7 separate regions of the Mus musculus genome follow, and all the other regions are linked to region 1. A link is a loop called in an ENCODE intact Hi-C map of the cell type or tissue named here. Cell type or tissue: left cerebral cortex. All regions are shown on one strand. Region 1 overlaps Rapgef4 (Rap guanine nucleotide exchange factor (GEF) 4). Region 2 has its middle 7.2 kb from the start of Sp9. Region 3 overlaps Cir1 (corepressor interacting with RBPJ, 1). Region 4 overlaps Rapgef4 (Rap guanine nucleotide exchange factor (GEF) 4). Region 5 overlaps Rapgef4 (Rap guanine nucleotide exchange factor (GEF) 4). Region 6 overlaps Rapgef4 (Rap guanine nucleotide exchange factor (GEF) 4). Region 7 overlaps Map3k20 (mitogen-activated protein kinase kinase kinase 20).

The links. Hi-C counts contacts between places; a loop is a spot of excess contacts. Peaks named below come from ENCODE experiments on the same cell type or tissue, not always from the same donor. Only the 100,000 strongest peaks of a DNase experiment are listed, where the experiment ranks them.
Region 2: a loop joins it to region 1, with 7 times the contacts of the local background. A loop is called at or near these places in 5 of 42 quality-filtered maps.
Region 3: a loop joins it to region 1, with 4 times the contacts of the local background. A loop is called at or near these places in 5 of 42 quality-filtered maps.
Region 4: it touches region 1 in a loop (4-fold over the local background); 11 of 42 quality-filtered maps call a loop at or near these places.
Region 5: it touches region 1 in a loop (4-fold over the local background); 19 of 42 quality-filtered maps call a loop at or near these places.
Region 6: it touches region 1 in a loop (10-fold over the local background); 29 of 42 quality-filtered maps call a loop at or near these places.
Region 7: it touches region 1 in a loop (6-fold over the local background); 13 of 42 quality-filtered maps call a loop at or near these places.

Annotation. Positions count from the first base shown.
Region 1 is chr2:72,036,440-72,040,439 of GRCm38, reverse strand. The region is part of intron 3 of Rapgef4 (Rap guanine nucleotide exchange factor (GEF) 4); the gene reads right to left. Among named protein-coding and RNA genes, the nearest start is that of Gm29940, 16 kb to the left of the region's middle. In left cerebral cortex, a CTCF peak has its summit at 2,097 (motif pointing left); DNase peaks (open chromatin) are centred at 1,331, 1,572 and 2,073; H3K27ac peaks cover 929 bases.
Region 2 is chr2:73,277,123-73,281,122 of GRCm38, reverse strand. No RefSeq gene overlaps it. Among named protein-coding and RNA genes, the nearest start is that of Sp9, 7.2 kb to the right of the region's middle. In left cerebral cortex, a CTCF peak has its summit at 2,471 (motif pointing right); DNase peaks (open chromatin) are centred at 2,458, 3,098, 3,160, 3,968 and 2 more places; H3K27ac peaks cover 707 bases.
Region 3 is chr2:73,284,184-73,288,183 of GRCm38, reverse strand. It overlaps Cir1 (corepressor interacting with RBPJ, 1), which reads left to right. Exons shown (of 10, transcript NM_025854.3): 8 at 469-575; 9 at 1,761-1,846; 10 at 3,149-4,000. The coding sequence ends at 3,824. Among named protein-coding and RNA genes, the nearest start is that of Sp9, 14 kb to the right of the region's middle. In left cerebral cortex, a CTCF peak has its summit at 2,334 (motif pointing right); a DNase peak (open chromatin) is centred at 2,365.
Region 4 is chr2:72,201,487-72,205,486 of GRCm38, reverse strand. The region is part of intron 15 of Rapgef4 (Rap guanine nucleotide exchange factor (GEF) 4); the gene reads right to left. Among named protein-coding and RNA genes, the nearest start is that of Map3k20, 82 kb to the left of the region's middle. In left cerebral cortex, a CTCF peak has its summit at 1,684 (motif pointing left); DNase peaks (open chromatin) are centred at 1,684 and 3,068.
Region 5 is chr2:72,218,077-72,222,076 of GRCm38, reverse strand. The region is part of intron 17 of Rapgef4 (Rap guanine nucleotide exchange factor (GEF) 4); the gene reads right to left. Among named protein-coding and RNA genes, the nearest start is that of Map3k20, 66 kb to the left of the region's middle. In left cerebral cortex, a CTCF peak has its summit at 1,947 (motif pointing right); DNase peaks (open chromatin) are centred at 1,954 and 2,977.
Region 6 is chr2:72,147,536-72,151,535 of GRCm38, reverse strand. All of the region lies in intron 6 of Rapgef4 (Rap guanine nucleotide exchange factor (GEF) 4), which reads right to left. Among named protein-coding and RNA genes, the nearest start is that of Gm29940, 95 kb to the right of the region's middle. In left cerebral cortex, a CTCF peak has its summit at 2,268 (motif pointing right); a DNase peak (open chromatin) is centred at 2,283; H3K27ac peaks cover 388 bases.
Region 7 is chr2:72,387,879-72,391,878 of GRCm38, reverse strand. It overlaps Map3k20 (mitogen-activated protein kinase kinase kinase 20), which reads right to left. Exons shown (of 20, transcript NM_023057.5): 10 at 2,303-2,409. Among named protein-coding and RNA genes, the nearest start is that of Gm52556, 38 kb to the right of the region's middle. In left cerebral cortex, a CTCF peak has its summit at 1,686 (motif pointing right); a DNase peak (open chromatin) is centred at 1,709.

The DNA of each region.
Region 1 (4,000 bases):
CATGCAGGTGTACATGCAGATAGATCACTTGTATACATTAAATAAATAAATAAATGTTTAAAAAAGATTAATAGCAGAACACATCTTAAACATTTCTGTATTGGGGGGGAAAGCTACCGTGATACATATACCATAGCATGCCCGACGAGGTCATTGTGAGAAATTATAAGAGTTGGTTCTCTTTTTCTAGCGTGTGGGCTTCAGGACTTGAACTGAAGTCACCAGGCTTGGTGGCAGTCACCTTTACTGGCTGAGTCAGCTTGCCAGAATTAAATAGATAAAAAATAATACAATATAATTCCTAACTCAGTCACATCGCCACGCATGTATAGGTTTTCTACACTTCTAAAAAGCAAATTATATTTTTGCCTTTATTTAAACAACAGAGAACCTCTATAGTCGTGTTGTATTAAGCTTCATCTAATGATGGCTTTCAACACTTAAATTCCAAGTTTCTCTGTCCCCCAGTCTGGATGTCAAGTGGTTTGAATGATCTGCAAAACACTTGAGCTCTCTGGGGGAGCTTGTATTCAAAGAAACCCTCCTGACAATCCTGCTGTAAATCAAAGAATCCTTTTGTACTGCGACTAATCACCTCTTAATTTATCTGCTTTGTGCATCTGCATTGTGGCGTTCTCACATCTTAAAGCAGACATTCTCGCCAGAGCTGTCTCACATGTGTTCATACGGACACTGTGAAGTGGTCACGGTGGTAAGAAGGCCAGGGTTACATGTCACAATGTACGATCATGGTCCACTGAAACCTGGCCTGCGCAGATGATCTGGGGACATGAGCTGTGTCTGTGATGAACTCATGGAAAATGAAAAATTATCCTGTGATTCTGAAGAGTTATCAGACCTGTTAGCTATTCAGAATTTATTCATTTCTGTGTCATTGAGTCAAGAGTTAACAATCTTATTTGTGTTAGGTTATCTTTACGTGTATAGGTAGACTCAGAAGCATAAGTTCTTTAAAAGCTGATGTTTTTACAGGGTTCATTTCCAGCCTATACTTGCCACTAGGTTTCAAAGCTCTTGCATTTTGCTTCCTGAGCTTGAATTTGCTCCTGGAATTTATTGAGTTCTCTAAGCGTTTTTAAGTAATCAAATCAAATGGAACCCAATTTCAGAGTCTGTCAAGGCATCCAACTGCACGTGTGTCAAAAGGATTTACTGCCAAGCAGGAAGGCAAGATACTTCTAAGTCAAATGTGTTTTCTGGCAAGCGGCAACGGCAAGGCCGGTTCCTTTCAGAGCGTGTCCCTGGAATCGGCTTGTCGGGCAGCCGATGGACATCAGGCAAGCTCGCTGGGGCTGGCTTGCAGAGCACGGCCTGGCACGGGCATTTCTAACCAGTGCAGAGCTGAACTGGCCAGCACTGTGTCACCCGGACAAAGAATACTCAACAACAAAACTACATGTAGGGTGAGTTGTGCAGAATGCCAAGTCAACTAAATATCCATTCCTAATGAATAGCTCAGCCCCAGCCAGAGCTCCGGCGGGAGTCAGCAGTGACACCATCTGCAACCAGCTTGCCACCTTTTACGTTTTCTGGGCTTCGTAAAACTGTTCAGAAATGTGTTCAAGTAGTGTCTCCCAAAAATGGTGATGTCACTGAAAGGAAAGCGAACAGAGTGTGTGGCCAAGTGAAAGAATCAGGGAGAGGAAGCGGGGGAGAGGGAGGGAGGGAGGGAAGGAAACACACAGAGGGGGGGGAGCGAAAGAGGGAGAGAGGGAGGGAAGGAGGGTGGGGAGAAAGGGAGAGAGAGCTGTACTTCAAATTTAATAATCAAAACTGCAATGAACAAAGGCATCTGTGTTGTAAAAGCAAAGGCAGGGATGACTAAAGGTTTTCTATTTGACCTTAGAGAGAAAAACAGCAAGAGGTCTTTTTTTCAAAACCAGAGTAAAAATTGCCAGATAATGGCACAATGACAGATGAGGGGGTGGAATGAAGTGGAGACCAAGGCCAAGTGCAGCCCAGAATCTCTGCTCCAGTGAAATGGCTGAACAAAATTTAAACTCCTGCAGTTTCAAAATACTGGGCTGCAGTTCCTGGTTTTCATGTTCTAACACTGCCCTCTTGTGACCATTGCTAGCATTGCAGGTATGGGAGCCAACAGCTCTCCAGTCTAGGCAATCAACTTTTTATTAGTTAGCAGAAAACACCGGGACCCTGCTCATTCAAAGCTTTGTACTAAGTGCTTTATATACAGCGAGTAGGACCCACTAGCCTCAGTTCATAGCGTATCTAACTGTGCATAGCCATACCCAACCCAGCTGCTGGGTTTGTATCAAATAAAGATAACAGTGAGTGTTACAGGCTTTAGTGACATCATAAAGCACCATTCTCTATTTTGAAACATGAAAGTCAGTCAGTCTTTAGGAATTGATATGATTGGAGATTTCCCTTAGTTTAGGTGTTTCCAGAATTGCTAAAAAAGCATACATGTTTCTAGGATTTAAATATTTGTTATACCATAAATTCTCCTCACCTATAAAATCTGCAGGGAAAAGCAAGGCCTTGTGTACACACACACACACACACACACACACACACACACACACAGAGAGAGAGAGAGAGAGAGAGAGTTGAGTGCTGTTGTCTAATATAGTAGGTATATATGCCTACTTTAAGGTTTACTATCATCATCATAATCACCACCACCATCATCATCACTATTGCTATTATTTGTGTGTATTGTTTTGAGGGTAAGATGTCCCTGGAGATGCAGACAAAGTGTCACTGGGGAACTGGAGAGACTACTCCTAAACAAGATGCCTGTTGCCAAGCAGAAACCTACATGAACATGTCATGTCGGACACCATTAGACATGGATGCTGCCTGTAGGCACACCCCCTTGTTGGCTGGTCAAAGTTCTGTAAGATAGCAAAAAGAAGGGCCAAGGCCAGAAGGCTGTCTGAGAAGCTGGGAGACATGTCTCTGATGTGAGTGCACATTGCAGCGAGCTTGGTGGTGAGGAAAAATAAGCATGGAATAAAAACACGAAGATAGGCGTGAGGGTTTGCAGGTCTCTAAAAGCTCCAGGGCACAAGGAGTTGCGGCTCTGCATTTCCCAGGATGCTGAGGACAAACACGGTTGTTACAAAGTAGCAATGCGGGAACTGGGAACAAGAGCATCAGGTCTTGGGGAAGGTCTCTTGGTGGGAGGTGCTCCTGCTATCCAGAGGCTTACTCTCTCCCAGTCAGGTTGCTCTGGAAGCCTTCAGCTTGGGGGGTCTTAGCTGCCCAGAAATCAAGGCCACATAAGCAGGATGTGGCTCTGGGGTCCATCAGAAGTAGGAAGAATGTAACTGCTTGAGAAATGAGCTATGCAGATCTCAATGGGATTTTGTGTCATTTGGAGACAGAGGTATGTGCGTTTCTGAGTTTGAGGCCAGCCTTGTCTTCTATACAGTAAGTCTCGGGCCAAGCAGGGCTATTGAGTAAGACCTATCTCACCAACTAGTTCTGGCTGCTGACAGTGGGCCGGACCCCTGTGCTGGGGAGGTAAGCCATCCCTAGGCCTGAAGCCCAGTGGGCCCCATCCTCACCACACAGCGAAGGCCTGACACTGGCAGGCCCACTCACTCCCTGAATCATTTTCATACTTCTCTACAATGTGGGATCGGTGGATTTCTTTACTGTGATCTTAGGCATCCCGGTGGGCAGATCCCCTGGATACTAGTGAGACACCTTTGGACACTTCAATAGGCCACCACGCATGTTGACTAACTGATGGAAAAGGAAAGACTCAGGGATGACAGGGGGTCCCAGTGGTCTCTAGCTCTTCAGCTTTGCCACTCCATCATCCTAAGGAGACCATGACTTCTCTGTGGACGAGCATGACGAAGCATACCTGGGCCAACCTATGGGTGGGCTCAAGCCACACACACACACACACACACACACACACACACACACACACACATACACGGTGTTCCTAAGCTCCTGGCACAATGTGAGTGATGGAAAAGGAAATAGCATATAGAATGGTCGG
Region 2 (4,000 bases), 1.2 Mb before region 1:
CGAGGCCTTCGGAGCCGGTCAGATCTCCACTTGAAAGGGTATCACACGGAACCCAAAGGATAGGCTGATCAGGTGTCGCTAGGCCATCCGTAGATGCCAGGGCACACCGCGTTCTCTGGGACTTTTCCGGGATTCTCGCCTGGCAACCAGGGACACAGCACACAGAGAGAAGCTGGGAATTTGGGGGCGCACAACCGTCCATGTTCCGTCCACAAGCCTTTCAAAACAGTGTCAGCTTAGCTTTTTGCATGGGTCCCCTGGCGCTGGCCCGCGGTGGCCCAAACCCAACCAGAAGACACTCCCAGGCCCCTCCGAGAGGCTGCGGCGCCCCCGAGGGCCTGGACCTTGCCTCCCTGTCCCTACTGAAGCTTGCCCGGCTTCCCTCGTGTGTCCCCTGCGCGGGTCGCAGGACGCACTCGCCCGCCTTGCCTTGAAAGGCAAGAGAATTTTTCTGCTCCCTAGGGCTCCACAGGTGAAGACCGCGCTTAGGGAAGCCAATGCTAATCTCTAGCTCCTGACGCAAAAGAAGAAAATGCCAACTCTCTTAGCAATTGACAAAAAGAAAGCGGACTGAGGGAGTCTCACCCTATCCCTGCATTTCTTTCATCAATGAATCGCCCCTGAAGTGGCAAGATGCCTGCGAAACAATGCAAAATCCACAGTGAATTTCCAAAGAGAAAGAAGGCTACCGTCTGGGAAAACCTACAGCTCAAACGTTAAGCTTTCCCGGATCCTGGCCAACTAACTGACTCTGGAGGAATGTGTCCCCACGGACATTTAGAAATCTTAAGAGTTCCAAACACCGTACATATTTATACCAATAATATATGGGGAGGCAAGTCTGTATGTATTTACCTCATACATATTTCTATAAACTCCAGCGTCTGGAAAGGGTGGGGGGTAAATAGCACTGAACGGTTAAAATTATGGAGAAGGGATAATAACTGATTACTAATTTGAAAGTAAATAAACAGGTGACTTTTTCAGATCAAATTCCTCCTTGGATCGTTACAATAAATATCTCTGAAGGAAGCGCTCTATTTATGTTGTCATTGATTAATTCTTCACTACCTCATTTGATTTCGATTTAGAACGATTTGATTCTAATTTAATTAGCATGTAATTTGGATGTACATAATTACTGTAATTATGACATTCAGGTAAGGCAGCTTTAGGCTGAAAGGCAATTTCAAATTTTCTAGCAACCTACTTTGTACTGGGAAATGGACAAGGACTTTGCGCCCTGCTATCCAAGTAGTAATTAGCACATCTCTGAAATAGGCAGTGCGGCGGGGTTTGTATTAAAACAGCAAATACAAACCCAGCCGAGTACCCGCTACAAAGGTGGCTGTTGAGTTCCCAGAAGCGCGCTGCATTTCCCTGGCTTGAGTTTGGGGAGCCGGGCACCCCAGAGCCTCATCTCTTTTCTTACAGCTTCGGGAGACTGCGTTTCTTTCCTCCTCGGGCGGGCGCCGGGGTTGGAAGGTGTCGCTTTTTAAATTAAAAAACAATAACTGCTGAAGGGGGAGGGGAGAAAGTCCCTACAAGCCCTCTAAAGCTAGTGGATGGGGGAGGGGTAGTGGACTAGGAAGAGGAGGGAAGGGGGCGGCGGGAGGCAGGGCGATGCACAGAGAAGAGAAAATTGGCCAACGCCCCCAACTGTTATCTCATTTCAGATTTGGGTTTCGAAAAGGCAAGGACAAAAGGGGTGGGTCTGTTCTGGGAGGGGGTGCGCACCCGTCGGGAGGGCCTGGGGCGAGGGCTCTGGGGGCTCCTGGTCGCCCTCTGGGGCCCCGTCGAGCTGCCCCATGCCCGCTGCGCCCCACTTGAGCAGTGGTCGCCTCCCATTGCACGGAAACCCTGCAGAGGTCTGTTGAGGTGCTCGGTGGGTCCAGGCTGGTCATAGCTGTGAGACTCTGGCTTTCTCTTCTGTGTTAGGGGTTCTGGGAAGCTGAGGAGGTCTTGGTGACCTGGTGGTAAACTGCGTTCACGCCCGTCCTGGGTAGTCCAGGCAGACCCGATGGTCCCGCAGCCCTGGACCCTAGGACGCTGGGTGAAGTGTGCGAGGCAAGCTGTGCCCACCGCGGGATCTCTACCCAGGGTGCACGTCGCTGCCGCTACCGACAACGCTCAGCTTTCTCATTTAGGAGTGCTGGAAGACCCTGAAATCGCCTAGGAAAGAATGCTAAATGAGACAATGAAAGAAAGCTGGGTCCAGGGCCAAGCGAGGTGGTAGTCTGTTTTGCTTGGATTTTTCAGTAAGTGTGTTTCAGAAATAATCCCCTTCCTTTGGAGCCATTGCTAGGCAATGTCCCCTCAAAACGGGGCTTGTCCCCAGCTAAAACACTAAACCTCGCTTTTCTTTGCCTGATTCCTTGGCTGCCAGAGTTCTCGACAGAAGCAGGTCTCCAAGCGCTAAAAGCCAAGCACCAGGCCGACAGCGCGGACTCCTATGCAGGAGCTCTAGATGGCGCCAGAGAGCCGCACTCGCCGTGCGCCTCTTGGGGGAATCAAGAGCTACTGTCAAACATAAAAGCAAATCAGAGTTTTCAGTTTTTTTTAATGTGTTAAGAATGTTATTCCTTAAGAAAATTTGTAGCTAAATTATTCTCACTTAAAATAAACACTTAGTATACCAATTACACAAATGGGCGGGATTTATGTGAGATTTACTTCATCTGCATTTTTGTAGTGGAAGAGAGCCTTGGTGAATACAGATAATAGATGCAAATAAGATTAGAGTTAAAATAAATAAAGTTTCCATGTGAATAAAAAGAAATTCAATTTTACACGACTGGTGACGATTTGACGGAATGTCCAGACACGCGGTTCAGGTGCACAATCTAATCTCATCCAAATGTTTTCAAACGTCCTTGAGGAAAGGAAAAAAAAAAATCTACTCCTTTTTCTTCATCAGGTAGGACCCGGTGGGTCCTCCAAAGACTGGGGGTAAATTATGCCAAGAAAGAAAAATACTGGGGAGGGTGTGAATTGAGCCGGGATAGGCGCAGGCCCAGCAAACTTGGTCTTGGTTCATCTACTGCGTGGAAGTTGGAAACAAGAAATCCCTGGAAACTCACTGAAACGAAATTGCATTTCCCCTCACCCCGGCGGGGGCGGGACTCCAGGACCCTGGTCTCAGCCCTGGCTTCACAAAATCCACTTCCAGGCGGCAGTCTTCATTCGCAGCGTGGCCTCCCCATCTACTCTACCCGGGACCCAGTTAGGCCCAAGCCGCGGGAATGCAGAGGTGGCCCTGGGGAGGCGCAGCCGCACCCCACCTGGGGACCCAGCTGGTATCCTAGCTCATGGACCTCGCCTCCCGTGCACGCTCTCTTCCATTTGTTCGTCTTCAGTCGGTCACCACCTACTGAGTCTCAAGGTCTCCCCGGGATGCCTAGAGCTGGTGGGAAGTGGGGCAGGGATGTTTCCCCTGGTGGGTTTCCGACAAGAGCGCGGGACCGGGTCCCTCTTGGCTCAGCTTGGAGCCCAAGATGTCTGACTGGACACTGAGGTCTGGGCTGCCGCCCGCGGTTCACCGGAGCCGCGGTGATGGACGTTGGCTGACCCGCGGGGCAGAGACAGCGCGCAGAGGCCTTGATCACTGGCCTGCGGAGGGAGCCCCTCCGGGAGCGAGACCTGCACAGCCAGGCCCTTTGATCTGCCTTTATTATCAACAAGAAACAAAGCTGCCTGGGACCGACGTCCCGGCGCCCTCATTCCTCAGGAACCCCCAGCTCGCACTCACCTCCGCACCTCCAGCCTGCAGACCCTAGACGCACGGGACGCCCTATAGACCTCAGAGCCTCTGCCTCAAACCCCCAGGATGAGCGTACTCTGCCACAGCTTCTCCTTAAGACCAGACCCAAACTCGAAGACGCTTTGGGGCTGGGGGTGCGGGGCGTCCCAGGCAGAAATGGATGAGCCGGGAGAGAAAATGACCGAAGAGAAGGAAAACTAGAGGAAGAAGAGCTCCGAGAAAAGAGGAAGAAGCCACTGA
Region 3 (4,000 bases), 1.2 Mb before region 1:
GTGTGTGTGTGTGTGTGTGTGTGTGAGAGAGAGAGAGAGAGAGAGAGAGAGAGAGAGAGAGGGGGAGAGAGAGAGAGAGAGAGACCACAAACACATGGTAGTTTATTCAGTATTGATGTTTGATTTTTTTTTAATTCTTACTGAGAATAACCAGTAAAGTTTAATTGTAGTTTTTCATTATTTTGTTGCAATTTTATACTAAAAACTTCTAAGTGGACATTTCAATATGACAGAGTTACATAAGCCAAGCATCTCCATGCACATAAGGAAAAATGCAATTATTTTCTATTCTGAGTCTCCAGACTGCTGTTTTAGAAAATCATATCTGATTATTTGCTCAGCAGAAGATTATTGAGTTGATTTAGCTGTGATTTTACTTAACAAAGCTTCAACTGCATTCCTACTGCGGAGTCCAAAAAAGGTAGAGAGAGATAAATGATACATTCAAACTGTGATTTTTGTGAACAGGGCCGTCGATGCACCCCTCGGAGCTAATAGCGGAGATGAGAAACAGTGGGTTTGCACTGAAACGAAATGTACTGGGGAGAAACTTGACCGCAAATGATCCATCACAGGTAATGATCTTTTTATCAGTAAGCTGAAAATGTCTGGAAATCTAAATGTGATTGCTTGTGAATTGCTACTTAATGTTTTCCAATATGCATATATCCATAGGAAAGTGAGAGCGAGCAAAGAAAATGCTTTAAATGTATTTTGATTTTGCTTCTTTATTACTTTAACCTAAGTGAGAAACTGTTTATAAACCTATATTTTAATAAATGAAATGGCTCCTTTGGGTTTATGTGGATAAAACGTCTAACTGAACTGGTGATAGGATTGTTTGTTCCTTCCTGCTAACACACCCTTGAAATGGCATCAAATGGAGCCAATAGAAAGAACTCTATAAACAGCTCCCTAAGCATTATAGAAAATCCTTATTTATTAAACTGTTCACAAATTCAGAAAGTTAAGGGTTTTTCAACTTACTGCATTTTATGCATGTAAGAGCCTGTGTATGTGTGTACCTGTATGAGCATGCTGTGTGTGTGTGTGTGTGTGTGTGTGTGTGTGTGTGTGTGTGTGTGCGCAAATTAAGAGGAAAACTTAATTAAGAGGAAAACTTGGAGAAGTCAGTTCTCTCTACCATGTGCTCATGATGCTTGGTGGCAAGTGCTCTTACACACTGAGCCATCTCACTGGCCCTGGTTTGAGTAGGAAAGGATGTTTTATTGCATATTTGATAATAAATAACTGTAATTGTAAAGTTAAAGTTACTGATACTTTTATCTAAGTTTCATGGTCTTTTTTTAGTCCAGGTGTCTACTTCTGGGGCTGGTAGCCAGTGCTGTGTGCATGTTAGACAAGTGTTATTATGGAGCTATAGATGCTTCAAGATGCTTAGTTTTATATTTCATTAAACTAAAGATGCTGTATTGAGACAGTGTTTGTGAGTGTTGAGGAGAGAACAGAAGCCTACTGAAAAGCTTCTGTCTGCATTTATCTTTTATTTCCTGATAGTTTCCAAGAATTGTAAAGCAGCTGTAAACCTTGCATCCCACCTTCACAGGTAGAACATACCTGTTTAAATCTTCTAATCCCCCCCCCCCCACACACACACACACACACTTCCCAGTCCAAGTACCACTCCATGTCTGGTATGTCTCTAACAGAAAACTCTCCGTTACGTTACAAGTGTTTTCTTTTCTATCTACTAACTAACTCATCTAAAATCTAGCACTTGGATGTCTTTGTTGACTCAGGACTATGTCGCAAGTGACTGTGAAGAAGACCCTGAAGTTGAGTTCTTAAAGTCGCTCACCACCAAGCAGAAGCAGAAGCTCCTCAGGTAGCTGAGGAGACTGTGGGATCTGTGGGATGTGGGATCTGTGGGATGTGGGATCTGTGGGATGGCTTTGTCTCTGGGTTCCCTGGGCTCTGCAGTCAGCGCTTATGCAGAGAGAGAGCTCGGGTGCCTGGATCGTGTATTGCACGGTTTGATTGATTCCTCGGCGTAGTAAAACAAGTTTTGTCTTTTCAATAGTAAGAAAATTAGTGTTTGCATCCTCAGATTATACTCCTAAGTTATTGTAGCTTTCAGAGTGTTTAATTTGAAAGTAGATATATTTGTAGCTTTTCCTTTTCTTAATAAATCTATATATATCTTTACATACCACTTGTTCTTGGAAAATATTTTTTCTGGTTTTTTTTCTTTTTTAAATTTTGTGAAGTTTTATGAGGAATACATATGAAAGAATGTTTAAATTTATAATAATGTTTAAGTTTGTTAAACATAGTGCATGTGGGCTAAAGAATTCAGGAATTATGCACTGAGTCCAATAGAGGGCGCTCACCATGTTTCAGTAAATGGAAAATGGTATGCAGAGCCGGGTGCAGAGACTGGAGTCTCACAGTAACTCAGCTTCCATCTAAACAGTTTATCTTCCCAGACTGAAAGTTCATAAAACAGTGGGGTTGCTCTATTTCTAAAACTAGATAGTTGATGAGAACTAGTAGGTAACTATTTTATATAATAAAACATCAAAGTATATCCTAAATCAGAACGTATAGACAATCCTTAGGTTTAATAATTAATGTTGTTTTGGTTTGGTTTTGATTTGATCAAGACAGAATTTCTCTCTAGCCCTGGTTTTCCTGGTACTCAATCTGTAGACCAGGCTGGCCTTGAACTCACAGAGATCTATCTGCCTCTACCTCCCAAGCACTGAGATTAAAGGTGTGTACCACCACTGCTGGGCAATAATGTTCATTAATATTTCTGCACTTAAAACATACATACAAGATTGACTGTGCATAGGTTCGATTAATGCTGCACATCTTTCCCAGGTTTTCTTTAATCCGAGAAGCATTTTATTTAGAGTGCTAAGTAGTTTCATGCTCTGACTCGATGTCAGTATTTTATCAAAAGGATAAGGATTCCCAGGGAAGCATAGTTAGGACGCTGGCTTAATTTACATTCTGTTCAGTGTCTACATGCCTGAATAGTTTAAAAGAAAGAAAGTGGTTTATCATTAAATAAAATAAATAATGGGTTCAGATGTGGACACCATTTTTAGTAGCATTTAAGAAGATATAGTCTGTTAACAGTTTCTTTTTTGTTGATGAAAGAACTATTTCTTTCCAACTACAGGAAATTGGATAGACTTGAAAAGAAAAAAAAGAAAAAGAAAAGTGATAAGAAAAAGAAGAAGTTACAGAAGAGCAAAAATAAACACAAGAAACGTAAAAACAAATCCCCTTCCTCTTCCTCCTCTTCCTCCTCTTCCTCCTCTTCCTCCTCCTCCTCCTCCTCTTCCTCTTCCTCCTCCTCGGAGACATCAGATAGCAGCAGTGAGAGTGATAACAAAGAAAAGAAAAGAGAGAAAGAGAAGAGGAAGAAGAAGAAGAAAACCAAATGTTCTGAAAGTAAATCCAGTGACTGTAAGGAGGACAAGCCTAAGAACATGCTTTACGAAGAACTTTCCAGCAGTCACAGTGACAGGGGAAAAGCCCAGGAAAAATTAAGGTTTCCAAAACAAGAGAGTTCTGGGGAGAATAGCATGTGGGTCCATTCTGCTTCTGACCGGACATCCAGAAGCCACCGGCACAGTCCAGAGAAGAAAGGGTCTGACAGAAATCGGGGAATCCGAAGTCGGAGCCGTAGCCGGGCTGAGAGCAGCCGGCGAAGCAGAAGCAGGAGTCCTTACCGTCAGAAGCACAGGGAGGTGAGGAGCCGGCCACACCGGAGCCCTAGTGAAGAGCAGAAGGGAAGAAAGGGCACCAGAAGCCATGGTGAAGGTGACCATAGAAGAGAGCACGTGCGCTGAGCGCCCAGGAGATAAAGGGAGAGGCAGCAGGCTCAACAGAGCTTCGGAGCAACCACCTGGGCATCAAGGACATCTTTAGCAAGGGCTAACATACACATTGTTATCTAATAAAAAAAGTCAATTCATTTTCCATCTCTGTAAACTGTTGTTTCAAGTATTAAAGCACTGTTGTACCA
Region 4 (4,000 bases), 170 kb before region 1:
AGGAAGACCACGTACCTCGCCTAAGCACACAAGAAGGCTGTAGAAAAACAGTCAGTAGATGCAGTTACTAGAAATGTTCTCCGCCCTCCCCCTACCTAGAACTAAAGATGCAGCTGAGAAAGCAGCTCCCATAGCTGCGACTGAGACAAGTCAGGGAGATGAACCTGAGGCAGCACAGGGCAGGGAGGGGAGCGAGGGAGGACAGGACAGTGGACACAGAAATGTCAGTGTCACACTGGATTTTCATGCTGATTTCTGGAACGCTCCTCCTTTCCACCTCCGCACTGCTACGCGCTTTGGAAATCCTCTAATAATAATAAAGCAAAGGAAACCAAAAGGCCCAAGTACCAGTGAGCAAACAAACCCGGGGGGCATCACGGACAGGAATTAGATCAGAAGCAGAAACCTGGATGCAAATTACTCAATATCAATTACGAATTATTTTAGGGGGCTGCGTTAGTCATTATTTTGAGGGATCTATTCGGGGTGCCCTCCAACCCTCCAATCAACAAGAGCAAGTTGATTTTGAGATTGAACGTGAGTTAAAGTCGGAATGCAGACAGTGTAAGCGCTTGCTGTAGATGGGCAGAACACATGAAGATCGTGTAGGTATCCCCAGTAGCACCCAGACCCTGCCTTCCTGCTTGGCGGGATGATGGGAAGGGAATATAACAATGCAAAGAGCATTCTCTCGTGTTCAGGAAGCAGAGACAGGATGGAGCTCGGAGCAAACCCAGCTTCCTTAGCCCCTTCACCTCTGTGCCTTTCTTGCCTGCTCGAGGCTGTGGAGGAGGTGCATAGAGATGGCAAGAGCCCCTCATCAGCATCAGCGGGTCTTACCTCCTGCCTGAGGGATGGACGAGAAGTGATAGCAGACGATCCTGAGGACATGGGGACAGAGCAAGTGTGGCAGCCCTGGAGGTTGAACTCCGGGCCGTATGAGCGCTAGGCAAGTGCTCTCCTACGGAGGCACAGCTCGAATATATGAACAGGACTCTCTACATGAGGAGGAGCGTATGGCCAGATAAATCGGGAAGCGGAGTGGGGAGAGTATTCTACACCTTTCTGGTGTTTACTATGTCCCCAACAATGAGGTGGGTGCGGAATGAGGCTCCTTGTTTACTTGCTCCTGCTAGTTAATACCACCTCTACACTGCAGGTGGAGAAACTGGCAAACACTAGAGAATGCGACTGTGCGGCTGATTTTTGTTTGTTTGATGTTTGTTTTTGTTTGCCTATGCAGCAAGATGCTCTATGTGTAGAAGGGACCAGGTCTGGCTGTCAACAGCCCATTTTGAACAGGAAATTCACTGTGTAATTAAAAGTCTTCCTCTTCAAGGAGGCTTTCGAAAGCAGTTTTTATTTGAATAAGGGTATAAATGCACTCCTTAACTGACCCCTGAATGAGCCTGTTACTTCACGTGTTGTCTGGATAGCGAGATCCACGGGCTACGCGTCGGATTGTCAGAACTTCCATTCTGAAGCACTTTGTTTATTCTCTGGCTCTCCTTGTTTGGACTTCCCTTAGGTAGGGTGTTCCGCCTGATCACGTAGACAAAAGACCCACGGGCAAGCCACACAAGCTGTCACCTCAACAGAGAGCAAGTGTCTTCTTTCAGGCTTTGCCTGGCTGGCCAGTCACACCCCACAAGATCTTTCTTTGGTCCCTGACGCCCTCTAGTGGTTCAGCTCTGTGCTTTCCTTACCCAGCCTATATTTGCCACAGAACTCAGGAGTGGGGGCAGGGGACTGAAGAGGAAAAGAGGGCTTAGAAACCTCTGGATGGCCCCAGTTTTGCCCAAAACACCAGATTCTGGCTTTACATCATACCAGAAACAGGCAGGTGTCTACGACCTGAGCCCTTGCTCTATAGGGGTTAAGAGCGATTGAGACCAGATGGCACAACCTTTGTCAGTTTATGGCAAGCAGAAGCTACTCCCGTTCTGATCAAAAACTCACCCCAGTTGGCTACATTGTATCAGTCAGCAGGTTGTTTTAAACTTGTGAGAGAAAATTTTTTCCCTAATACCAAGTCTGCATTTAGAACAACCAAAGCAAGGGCCAGGGGTGGAGGAACTTTTTTGCTGCTCTTCCTGTGAACAAGCTGGGGACTGTTGAGCAGGAAAACTAGTCTAAAGAAAAGGGCATGGCCCCAACATGAACAGGACAATCGTCTCAAATTACTGAATTCTCACAACCCAGGGACCAAGACATCCCCCAAAGTGGGTATCATGGTAACTGCATCATCCAGACCACTGACTTAATATCAGCATCCATGAAGCATCCACTGTTCAGTGGCTTGGGCAGAGTCAGGCAGTTTTTCAAGCTTCAAGTGTATACATAAACTAACCTAGGTTTCTCGGGATGGGGCGGGGCATAAATCAGAAAAATAACATTATTGCCACCAATGTGATGATGTTCTCTGAGTTTAAAAAGAACAACTTCCACAGAGACAGATACCCTCAACTGTGTGTCTGCAGACACGGTTGTTGATATGTTGTTAAGGTTGATGAGAACATCAGCCATAAAATTTACTCCCAGGCTCTCCTTTTATTTCCAGTCAGTCTGGGGAAGTAACCTCTTAGGAGAGAGAAGCTTTGCGTTCTTTTGGAAGATGACTTTGTGGTGTATTCTTTTGTACCCAGTGCACGATACAAATAGCTTGCTACAAATGTTCACACGTGCATTATCTTTAAATTATGTAAGAAATTTGGACCGGATGGCAGGACACCAGTAGAAAACCGGTACAGTATTAAAATAAAAGTCAGACACACAGTCTCTTCTATCACCTTTGGTTTGAGTTTTCATTCCACTGAATTCATAAAGGGGAAGGCACCTCGAACTGAAGACTTACAGATAGCACCTCATATTTACTGATAGTAACTGTGACATAAATAGTAGCCATTCTGTATTGTGTAAGGAATTCCCACGGGCGTGAGACAGATGGATATGTCCTGATGCAAGCCCCCACTCTGCGTATTTTGTCACCCATGCAGCACACTACTCTCGTTTGATAAGAGAATCTAGGAAGAATGGGGACCAGAGGTGTGGAAGGCGGCCAAGTTGAACTTCCCTTTAAGGTAGTGGTTCTCAACCTATGAGTCATAACCTCTTCAGGGTGGGGGAATGTGGGTTGTCAGCTCCTTCAGAGGGGTCAGATATCAGATATTTACATTCAGATTCATGACAGTAGCAATATTATAGTTATGAAGTAGCAACAAAAATAATTTTACAGTTGGAGGTCACCACAACATGCGGAACTGTACTGAAGGGCTACAGTGTTAGGAAGGTTGAGAGTCATGGGTTTAAGGAGTCCTTGAGCAAGCGAAATGCCTCCATCCCTTAAACAGGGTTGTTGTAAGGATTAGAGACAATCTACAAAGCATACAGTGCTTATTTAATAATATGTTTCTTCCTGTCTTCTTCTCAAATATGTTGACTTACCCAGATGAAAACATCGGAGTCATAGGCTTTTAGTGGAAACAATAGGAACTCATCAGTTTGGGTGAGCGCGCTGATAAAGGGAACCCCACTGTACTTGCCAACAAAGGGAAATGCTCCCTCAACATATTATTTGGTGATGTTTCCTTAGTAAACAAACATTCATCTGCTTTTCTTATACACAGATTGGAAATGAATCCCCACTTAAAAAAACAGCAAGCCCCGATCTCCTAGAGGCTCACTGCTAAGTCTCTTGTCTCACCACACAAATGTTGGTACATTTTGTGCAACAGTCTTAGGAAGGGAGTTACAGCAAACGCTGAAACGGAGCCCGGGTGCTCCGGAAACGACCCCAGTTAAACAAACAGGAAGCTCCAGAAATGTGAAGTGAGACTTCCATTTGACACTGGCAAGAATGGGTGGCCAGGAGTTCAATGCGACGACATGTTTTCTACTCAAAATCAGGGTCTCATCCGTGTCCTCAGTCACTCTGAGAGCAAAGGGAAAACACTTTATCTGAAACTTCCCCAGGGCATTCAAATACCACAGCGTCTCATCA
Region 5 (4,000 bases), 180 kb before region 1:
GACAAAAATGTTGTTTCCTTTCTAAAAGTGGGCAAACCAACACAAAAGGAACATAAAAGGCTATGATTATCTAGGGAGAGGGCACAGTTGGCTTTGAGTCCAAGACTCCCGACTCTGGCTAGCTTCATTCCCACTGAACAGCATTCCTGAGCCTTGTAGCAAATAACAAGACCAGCCTCGTCTGAGCTGACAGCCAGGCTTAAAAGGCACCATAGAAAACTGCCTCGTGGCAGTGCCGTACTTGAGAGCTAACGCAGCAAAGGGCCTTTCGGAAAGAACTATAAATAATCATGATCAAGGCAAATGACAGAAACTTAAAGCAAAGGTTTACTGCATGTAAATGGGTTGCAAAATGGCTTTCATAAATTGAGCACGAGATTCATAAAAAAAGAAAATTGCTCAACCTGTATTGCTACAATTCTCTCTGAGCTTACAATAAAAAAAAGGGAAGACAGATCACTTTATGTGAAAATTATTTCTTTTCTGATTAACCCTTTGGTCTCTTGCTTATATATATATGCATAACTCCGTTTTTCTTTCGTAAGAACTACAATACCGGGTATAAAGTTTCGTTACTGTTGCAACCGGCAAGCAGACGTTAGCACTGTCAGGGGTTGGCTCAGCAGAGGAGACTCTGAGCGTGCGTTCTTTGGTTCCCACTGTCTAGTGCTTTGATTTGGAGTGAGTCACTGCAAACTACAGACTTCTGTTTGCTCGCCCGAAGAAGAGATGAGATGAGACAGTTTCCAGCTTCTCTTTAGATATATCTATTAACACTAATGTAAGGCCGATTCAAAGAGAACTAGGTACCACAAACTAACATAACAAAAGTATACTACCTTCTCATGGTCTCTTTTGCTTAATTTGATACACCCCTGTGTTTTGTGTGGTGCTATAGTTTTCATATGGCATGCTCCCACCAAGATTCATGTTTGGGCTTTAATTCTTTAATGCAACACTGCAAGGCTATGTCTTTAAGGGACACTGATGTTTTTGATGAGAGACAATATTCGTTCTCGGGAGTGGATTGGTGCTTTCTAGAGTGGATCGTTATACAACATGTGGGTTTCTTTCTTGGCTCTTTCTTCTAACATGCCCATTAGCCCTTCTGCGTGGAGAGGGATGATGCCCCCAGCAGCCCGTGAGGAGATACCGCCCCCTCCCCTGAACTCCCAGCTCCCAGAACTATGAGCAGCTACATCTCTTTTCTTTATAAATGACCCAGGGTCTGGGTGTCGAGTACAAGGACAGGAAATAAATCCAGACACATGGAAACTGGGCTTAGCTCTATTCTAAACTTTCATTTCTGGAGTCAGCAGAATAAAGTAGGGATGGCTAAGATGGAAGCAGGGGTGTGGAGTTTGGACAGGCTTGGTAAGTATGAGGTAGGAAAAGTATGGGCTCAAAGTAGGATGGGTTTGAAGGCTCCCGATATGCCAGGCTTACGCTGAGCTCACTTTACACCAGCTATCTTGACTTTGAGCTGTGGCCATAGTATATATTCCCAAGCCTTCTCCTCAACCTAGGCTTCTCTCTATCCACTTTGATAGAAAACTGGGTGATGATGTCTATTAAAAAAACTTTCTGATGGCCTTATTCTGTGAAAATGTGCATATATTTTTGAACATGTCATACCAACTTTAAAAGAAAATCACACTGTGCCCAGACTAGCTGTACAGTCTAGAGTCTTTAAAAAGATTTCATTACACATGAAATATGCTTTACAATTACTTAAAGATGGTGACACTATACAAGGAAATGGAGGCTTCTACTGAGCTGGTGTACACAGTGGGAGCCTTGCCCTAAATTTAGAAGAATCACCTCAAGAGGAAACGAGGGAAGTGATGATTTTTTTTTTTTAAAAAGATGCATTTGTTTTTGTTTCATGTTTACAGGTGTTTTATTTGCATGTTAAGTGCATCATGTGCATGCAGTACACACAGAGGCCAGCAGAGGGCATTAGATTCCCGGGAACTCAAGTTACAAATGAACAGCCCTGTGGGTACTGTGAAATAGACTCAATTCCTCTGCAAGAACAGCAAACGCCTTTAATCACTAAGTCATCCACATCTCTAGCCTCTTGATTTGGTTCTTAAGAGGCAACTGTATTTTAAAATAGATTAGTGAACTGTTCAAGAGAACTCCAAATATTTTACAGATATGTGGGCAAAGAAATCATTCAAGCTGAGTTACTTATTTAAAAAGACACTCCATAAAATAGCTGTGCAGCGGTGGGGATAGAATGGGCCTGGATCCTTCCTGTCTCTTGGAATATTGCATTGGATAATACGCTGAAATGTAGGGAAGAGGAGACTCTGTGCTAGCTGTATGACAATGAAACAGTCTGGAACACCAAGTTGGTACCAAGGGTATATAATTCTGATCAACCACTGATCTTTACTGGGATCTCGGAAGCACACTCATGTGCGGGTTGGGCGGTATCAGCAGCATGCCTATGGCTAATCCTCAGGGTCTAAATAATGCTTGCATGTAAGCACCAAGGTTTTTCTTGACTTCTCTATTAATATTGAAATCTAGGGTTTTTTGTTTTTGTTTGTTGTTGTTGTTTGGTTTGGTTTTTGTCTTCAATAAATGACAGACTATATTGCTGAGCATATGATAATGCTTCAAGAGTATGGAGAAGTTTACATTTATAAAACACCTTCAGCATGTTCGCACGAGCGCATACATATAATGCTCTTCAACAACCTAGGAGGTTTTATTTAAAGATGAAAAATCACCAAGGTTCTGAGGGAGGAGATGTGCCCACCAAGTGCCTCAGATGTAAGTAGCAGGGCTTACAAATCCAGACAGGGCTCTTTTTGTGCCCACTGTCCCAAACAGTGGCAACAGGGCCTCTGCACTAGGGTTTGCTTTATATTAGCAAAAACCAATTGCATTTGGAAAGCAATTTCTTATTTTATTTTTTAAACTTATTTTTATTTTATGTGCATTGGTGTTTTGTCTGCATATATGTCTGTGTGAGAGTGTCAGATCCCCCGGAACTGGAGTTAGAGAAAATTGTGAGGTGTCATGTGGGTGTTGAGAATGGAACCTCTGGAAGAGCAGCCAGTGCTCTTAATCACTGAGCCAGCTCTCCAATTCCAAAGGAAGCAAAATTCTTAATATGAGACTCCTCCTGTTGTCATTGCCATTGTAATCACCCTCCTTCTCCTCATTCTCTCCCTTCCTCTCCTCCTCTTCTTCCTCCTCCTTATTTTCCTCATCTTGGTTCTAATCCTCCTCCTCCTCACCCCTTCTCCTCTCCCTTTATTTTTCTTCTTCTCCATTTTTCAATTCTAATTCCCTAGAGTCATCTCTAGTCAGAGCCACCCAGCAGGTAGGACTGACCAAAACTGGGGAAGAAAATGCTCTTTCTTTTCTCATGAAAACCAAGGACTGTTTTTTCCCCCTATAGGAAGATAACTGATTTATTCAAAGTTTCACCTTTGCTCTCACAGATATTTTATACTTATTAAACTGAGTTTGGTTAACATTATTGTTATGGCTAAGCTCCCCTCCCGGTGCTTAAACCCCTTCACAGGCAACATCCTGCATGTGTGTGGATCCCTCTGTGCTTGTGTGCCTCTGTGCACACCTCCATGTGCACACCTCCATGTGCATACGCATGTGGAGGCCAGGGGTTGGTGGGACATACATGTCCTCCTGGGGCACACGCTATCTTGTTATTTATTTCCGTGGAGACTGGCCAGCAGACAGTCTCTCTGGCTAAGATAGAAATCATCCCGGCTTTTACATGGGTTCTAGGGATCTGAACTCAGCCCTGGTGTGTGCACAGTAGGCATTTTGTTGGCTCAGCTACCTCCCCAGTCCTGGAATCAGATTTTCAGAGACACACAGGAGATTTTTCGGGTCATTAACTAGCTGAGATAGCTTCGGGGAATGGTTCACTCCCACAGGAATCTACCCCAAACATGAGAAGGTTTGAAAGTCTGTAAAAAAAATACAGAGTTTAAATGGCCAAACACTCATCACTTGT
Region 6 (4,000 bases), 110 kb before region 1:
TATGAAGTCAGGAACTTATTTTATTGCACTTTGATGACCCAGACTAAAGTACATGGCCTGCACAACACATAGTAGGTGCTTGGTCAGTACTAGCTAATTGCAAAAGGATTATATAAACCATGGTTATTTCTCTTATGATTGCAGCATTAATTCACTCCTTGAAACTTTATTAATTGGAAATTTGCAAGCAGGCTAGAAATTTAATTTATTCAAGAAAAAAAGTGGTTATTAGCTCATGTAGTAGTGTAAGAGACTGTAAAGAGAATGATTAAACTAATTAAGAAAATAAATTGTTTCAAGCAGGCCATAACCATTTAGTATCACCAATTCGTATAGAAATAATTTGTGGGCCAAGTTTCAAATAATAGTCCTCTACCTGTTCATTAAAGAAGGTCCCCGAGGATGTTTATTAAGTAACACTTTGTTAGCTTGGTTCATTTGTTATTTGCACTTGAAATATTCCATAAATTAGCCTCTTCCTAATGGGAAAGGTGACACCTGCAGTCACACGCAGTTTGCTCACAAACGTGGATTCTCTTAAAAGTATGCAAAAATGTTATAATGGAAGAAGCAAACGTAATAAACTTCTGGTTGATTTGTGTCTCGTTCGCTTAATTTCTTTCAGACAAATTTCATTACATTCATTTGGGTGTAAACCCTGGCATCTACCTTCCCATTATTTTCTGATCAAACATTTACTGTTATTGACTATCAATTGGGCATAGGTAGAGTGCAGAAGTCTAAATCACTCCATTTCCTGGAATCTACCTTGAACTGTGACCTTGAACCTAGTTTCCAGAATCCGATCTTCCCTCAGCCTCCCTTTCTCAGTCAGCAAGAACTGTATCCTTCCATTCATCTGAGCGAAAGCTGGGAGCCCTTCTTACAGCTCTCTCCCTTCCCTCCTAGTTCATTCACAAATAATCCCCCAAAATCAATGTCTAAATCCGCCCTGGATGCAGTGCTGTGCATCCCCTGCGACCCCACCCTCCTCACCTCTAGCCCCCCACAAAGAACCACACTGGTTTCCTAGGAGTCCCAGAACTTAGACGTGCTCTTCAGATTATCCCCGTCCCCATCTACCTATTTATACCAATGAGTTTCCCCAGTTCTTAACAAGGATAACAACCAAAAACGAGTCACAAAACAGACATCAAACCCTATTTCATAGAGCTATCTTAACTCTATCGTTTTGAGACCATGTGGCCAAGCATGGCCTTGACCTTGCGGTTTCACAGAGGATGACCTTGATCCCCTGATCTTCCTGACTCCACCTCTTATGTGTTAGGATTACAGGTATTTAGCACCATGCTGGGTTCCTTGTCCATTTCTTAACAAGTATCTCCAAGTCACCCAGGAATGAGTTTCTAATAGCAATGCATCTTAATACTTAATAATAATTACATAGAAAATATTCACATTGTTTCTATAGTTGTACACAGCTACTGAAGACTACCACTCAGTCAAGAAGATAAAAAAAAAAACCTGCAATAAAAACATTTGGCCATCAGAAACATTTAAGCAGCAAGATTTATGTCCCAATGCCTGCTACAAGATGCTATGTATAAGAGAGTAGTTCATGAGAGACTTTTGGCTATAGCATATATCACAATCTGGAGCTTCCAGGTTTACCCTAGACAACTAATACCTGGGCAGTTCAAAGGAAGGAAAAACAGACTTCTATTTGTAGACGGCACTGTTATCCAATCACCTTGTCTGCATGTTAGCGGTACACAGATGCAAGCATACAGTCACCCAGCCTAGGATGAAACTACATTACAGTAAGATCACATTCGCAGAATGTGACCTAAAGAAGAAAAGGAAACAACGTTGCCAACAGCAAAGAACTTCCAGTATATTTTTAAATGGGAACAGCTCACTTCTCACATTGCTTAGCTCTCGAATATCAGACCTAAGTGAGTACTCTATAAAGACCTGCTCATCAACAGACTTGATCCTTGGGAGTGCCTGTCTGCCTTATGAGATGGGAGCTCTGCATCTTTCTTACAGACTCACAGACTAGACTGCATTCTGGAAAGTCAAACATCACCACCATGATATAACTGAACTGTAGACATTCACATATGGATAGATGGATAGACGTATTGTCAATGTGGATTAATTTGAATGTTCTCAAGTCCTAGAAATCTTAGAAAATAACATTTACTATTGACATTTTCATTTAAACATCTTGTTTTCTATAACTCAAACTTCAATGTTAGAAACACCAATAAAAACTCCCCTTAGAAACACTGGAGTGACCACCAGAGGGAGCCCGTGTGTTTTTCTGATATACAAAATACCAAAAAGAGAAAAAGCTTACAAAACATAAAGCTAGAAAGGAGAGGGAGAGGGGCTGCAGTCATTTCAAAGAACGTCTTCTTGACTGGCAGATGCATCTTGCATTTACATTACAAATCTCTTCACTCCGCAGTGGTCTATCCCAATGCTTTGACATAAAAAAAAATGATTAGATGAACACAATCTTTTATAAAATTCACATACCCTAAAGCTAGAAGGTCCAGAGGGAAGTGCTCTGATAGCATCCATAGTTCTTGCTGTGCCCCACGCAAGCCTTCTCCAGGTTTTCTTAAAGTTCCTGCTTTCCTTCTCTATTCTGGTCCATCTTTGCGGTTAGCTGGGGAAAGGCTTGGGTGTGGTTTCCTCACTTGCTTTGGGATCAGGCTATCAAGTTACAGCACTTGGTGTGACTTGGGATTTTTTCCCTTTTTCCTGTCTGAGCCAAATGATGAGGGCATTACGAAGAATGAGTTTCCATTTGTCATCTGGAAGTCCCTAGAACCCAAGACTGGACCAGGTTCTAAACAGGAAGACAGAGGACCTCCTCCAGGGGCTCTAGAACTGAGTTCAGGTAAGCCAGACCCACGGGCCCTGCTCAGCTGCCCCCAAACTAGAAAAATATCCCAGGACTGAAGGTATCCAGACAAGGGCATGATCCTAGCTACCTAACATAACAGCTTACGTCACACAGCATTATCAAACTGTACTTTCCGTCTTGTTAAGGCAATTTTTCTTGGGGTGCTATTGAGGGCCATAGTCATCTATTTACAAGGAAACTGAAACAGAGTTTCAGTTAATTATTGATAACACGTAAGTATCAAGAACACACACTTTGATGAAGTTTTATTTCTGAGACAGGAATCCTGACATGCTAATGTCAAACTCAATCATGTTGATAACCTCTGAGATAGAATTTTTCTGTCTTCCTTGCCCACCATTCTAAAAGTGTGTCAGGTTGAATGGAATGACTTAATCTTCTTTTCCGAGTTTCTTTTTCATGTCTAGGTATGATATTTGTATAATATATGCAAATAAATTAGCACAAACAAATTGAATTCTACAGGGCCAGCTTAGTTAGATGCTGTTAGCCTTAACGTGCTTATTAATGCTTCAGACACAGACTCAAAAACATTATTATCAAATTTAGGAATATCGCCCAATTGGATGGGATGGCTGACAGTTAGGAAAACTGGATTGAAGTTTAAAATGACCTTGATGGACAGAGAAGGAAAAAGAGGGCAAAATTCAATAGAAATCTTTGCAAAATAATTCACTCAAAAGACGCCGGGAAGCAGAGAAGAGGAGCGTCGAGCAAACACTGACTGCACAATTAGACAAGGGCTGGAGGTCAGAGTGAACAATAGGCTTCAGAGACGTCAGCAACCTAGTTCTGTCATGTTAAAACAGATGGCATGATTTTAGCAAAAGCAAATGGGGAAACTGTTAAGCTAATCCCCCTTCTAGATACAAATTAGGTAAGTCTAGAGATGAAGTATTGCTTGGACCCAAACACCTATACCTTAGAAGGTAGGTTTGGAAGGCAATGTTTTAAAATTTAGGTCTGATGATATTAACCTCAGTGGAGAAAGTTTTCAAACTCATTTCCTTTGTTCATATAATGCTCACAGCCTAAAAAATTTCCCCCTTCTACTTGGGTATCACTTTTTCTCCATGAGGATGCTCTGAGCACACCCCCTCC
Region 7 (4,000 bases), 350 kb before region 1:
GAGGGTCACTGGGACTGGCCAGCCCTAGCCTACCTAGTGGTTCAAGGAACAAGACTGTGGTAGAGAAGGTCCTCCCTCTCTTTCTGCACACACATGTGTTCACCTGCATACACATGTGCATAGAACACCTGCATATACACACACATGAATATAAACTCAAGGCCTCTCTGTTTCTGTATACACGTGTGTATACTTGCATACACATGTGTGCATACAACACCCCCATGCACACACACATGAATATAAACCCACCCTACACATAAACACACTGAAAGTGAACTGGAGTCCTAGACACAAAATAGCAGAGAAGCTTCAGTCTACCACTCTAGGGAAGAGAGTTATAACTGAGTGACAGTTCTCTGGTAAACTTATTTAGGATGAATATTGGTTTGGGCTATGGGAAATTTCATTTTTTTTTTCAGAGAATTTAGTCACTTTGCATTGTTTTCTTTGTTGGCACACTTTCAGAACCCTACCTCTAACACACTGATACTCACAGTTTTTAAATCCCTCTAATCCTTTGGATAACAGATCAAATAGCATTTCCTTAGGGAAACCTTGTATTATGCATTCAGGTCAGATCAGATTTCATTGCTAGTGCTCTGTTAGCCATGCCTTCTCTGTCACGTGGCTTGTCAGGGCGGAATGTGGATGGTTGTACTCTCATATTTAGCATTTTGACACAGGTGTTTTTGAGGCTGCTGCCGACAGTGCTGTATGTCTGGGGACATGGTACTAATCACTACAGGAGCATTGGCCGGGGAGGTTTAAAGAATCTGACATGAAGCACAATGGCTAGGCAAATGCACTGGGTACATATTTATCTTCCAGGGCAAGAGTAGTGTTTACATCACTACAGTCATGCTCTCTGATTGCCTGCCACCCAGCTTCCTGCCTTCCTCCTTCCTTCTCTCCCTCCCTCCCTCCCTCCCTCCCTCCCTCCCTCCCTCCTTCCTTCCTTCCTTCCTTCCTTCCTTTCTTCTTCATATGTTTATTGAGTACTTGCTTTTGGAGGAGATGGAGGCAGAGATACACAAAACAGTTGTTCGATTTTCCCAGTTTTCCAGTCCTGAGATACATCCATACGGTGATCTCCAGAGCTCCGTGGAACTGACCTGGCCAGTGAGTGTGGGTTGCTCCCTTGCAGAAATGCAAGGTCACCAGCTGCCCGGGCGGCTAATGGGAGCTGGGGGGGAGGAGGGACAGGAGGAATGTGCAACTGAAACAGGGTGTCTATAAAAAGGAGACTGCACTGAGAGGCTCTGGTGAGGGAGACCTGGGCCTCTGTGGAGGGATTGAAAGCTTAGGGCATGCTCAAGACAAGGCTGGATGGTGGGTCTTCCAAATCATACGTATTTCTGCCTTTGTCTGAAGAGCAATGAGGCACACATATGGAGCTTGAGGGGAAGTGGTCTGATTACATGTTACTGTGGGAAACAATGTCATACCAAGCTTTTGTTAAGTTATTTTAGACCAGAAAAAAAAAAAAGCCCTCCGATCTAGATGGGAGCTCACTGCATTAATTTTATATTTCTAAGAAAAAAATCATGAAAGTTAATGGCCCGAGAAAGCTGTTTCAAAGGAATGAAAATAAATAAATAAGGTCACAGTAAAAATATCAGTCAACTAGAAGGCCCTCAGTCAAGTGTACTGACAGGTGGCAAGAGCCAGTGCATGCAGTACTGCCTTATCACCAGCAGATGGCGTAGGGCATCACGTTCCTGCCATGGATATCGGAGCAAGGATGAAGTTACTTCAAATCTCCGCTGAGTCAGGGGAGGAACAGTGTCCAGCTCCCAAACATGCTATTTATATTCCCTGCGTCATTCGACCTGGTCCAACTGTTTCATCTTGGGTTGTTTTTCCACTCACACAATCCGATTCTCTCTTTACTCATTTGTTTCGCTGGAGTTTATAATGTCTAACATGTTTTATAGGTTTCCCCATGCCATGCGCTAGCAGATACAGTGTTCTACACATGGCAAGGCTAACACTATGCATATATATATATATATATTTCAAAAAGATATTTTTTTTCTGGAAAGAGACCAAAGCTTCTCAACACAGAATGTGTACAGAGAAGGGTCTGGAAATGGCTTTGACTTCAGTACTCTCCCCCAGACACTTCGACCATAGACGACAACAAGCATAGGCAAACTCTCACATATGAATGCGGGGTTATAACTCTTGGGCTTGCTGTCCCATCCCCCGCGCCCCCAAGCTGTGCTTAGTCATCAGGACTGTCCATCGGGTGTCTGGTTCTCCTCAGCCTTGGGCCGGGACTCATGCCGGAGCTACCCACCTCCACTCCGCCTTGTTGTGTAAAAATGAGTTACACTGGTCAGGAAGGTTCGTGTCATTTGACATAGACTCCAGGATTGAAATGATTTGCTTGAACGATGGCCGTTTCTGAAGAAGAGAAGAAGGAACCACGATGAGGCTTGAGGAATGAGACAGGAGAAAGTGTAGCCGCAGCACAGCAGGGTTCTGACTTCGTGTGTAAAACCAGCAGGCCACCAGGTGCAGGGGGCCATAGTCTTCACCCTCAGTTAGTTATCCAGGCATAGACACATATGCTGAGCTTTTTTAACCATGCAGCATCAGGTTGGGGTAACAAGTACTCGTTTGTATATATGGAGAGAGGTACGAAGTCTCACTTTGAGGTATGACCAAGAGCTCCATCATTAAAGATGTGCCTGTGTGGTAGATCTGGTCAAAGCTTAACTATATTATGTGCTCTGGGCATTCCGCGCTTCACTACACAATGTTTCCTTTTTATAAAATGTGTTTGGGCAGGCAATATCTGCTTACCAACCTACTGGAACTAATAAAACATCCCAAATCAGTTGGTCTAAAAAGACCCCAAAAAACAATAATAACAACAACAAAACATTTAAAGACAGAATGACGTCATTGTTCTCAAGGTTTATCCCGTGGCTCTGAAGGCAGTCCCTGAACAAGCTCGCCCAGTGTGTCTCCAGCAGGCCCTGTCTGCGCTCACCTCCTTCCTCTCCAGCCAAGGCTCAGACAAAAGGTTAAAACAAAAATGGAGACCGATAATAAAAGGATGGTGCACGTGCTCTCCTCACCGTGCCTCATAATTACAGCATTTCAGAACAAATTACAGCTACAGCAATTAAAACACGCATTTTAATTTAGGAGCACAAAAACAGGAAGGAACAATGTTGAGGTGGCTTGCTCTCAGGACCTGGCGCTTCTGACATCATTAAGAAAAGCTCTTTCCCCATATTTCAGAAATGTAAAACTAGGATATTTATTGACTTCTTCTGTCTTTATTTATTTCGAGGGCATACATATGTGTGTATACACATATGGTGTGTGTGTGTGTGTGTGTGTAAGAAAGCATAGTTAAATGCTACTGGTGAACAAAGGAAAAAGCTTTAAATAGTTTAAATAGAGTACATATAAACAAATTTATATTTTTAAACTTTGTTTAGATCTTCATGCCTCCCACCATGTGTCAGGTTTTAAATGAAAAAAAAAAAAAAGGTGTAACTTTGCACAAGAAATGACTATAAAATAAATACAGGAAATGCAGAATCTTTATTTTACAAGGAAAAGCAGCAACAGGGCTAATGACTTTTTTTTTTTTTTTTTAAAGACCTGGCCCATAGACCCAGGTTAGCCCTTCAGCTCTGTGTAGCTGTGGATAACCCTAACTCCTGATTGTCCTGCTACCTCCCAAGTGCCACGCTATATAGCACACCCAGTTTATGCAGTGCAGGGAAATGGATCCCAGGTTCTTGTGTGTACTACCCAAGCATTCTACCAGCAGAGCTACATTCCCAGCCCATCCAATCACTATTTAAGACTTATGTTCTCCTACATTTAATTATTATTATTATTATTTTTTTTTTTTTGATTTTCTGAGACAGGGTTTCTCTGTGTAGCCCTGGCTATCCTGGAACTCACTCTGTAGACCAGGCTGGCCTTGAACTCAGAAATCCGCCTGCCTCTGCCTCCGGAGTGCTGGGATTAA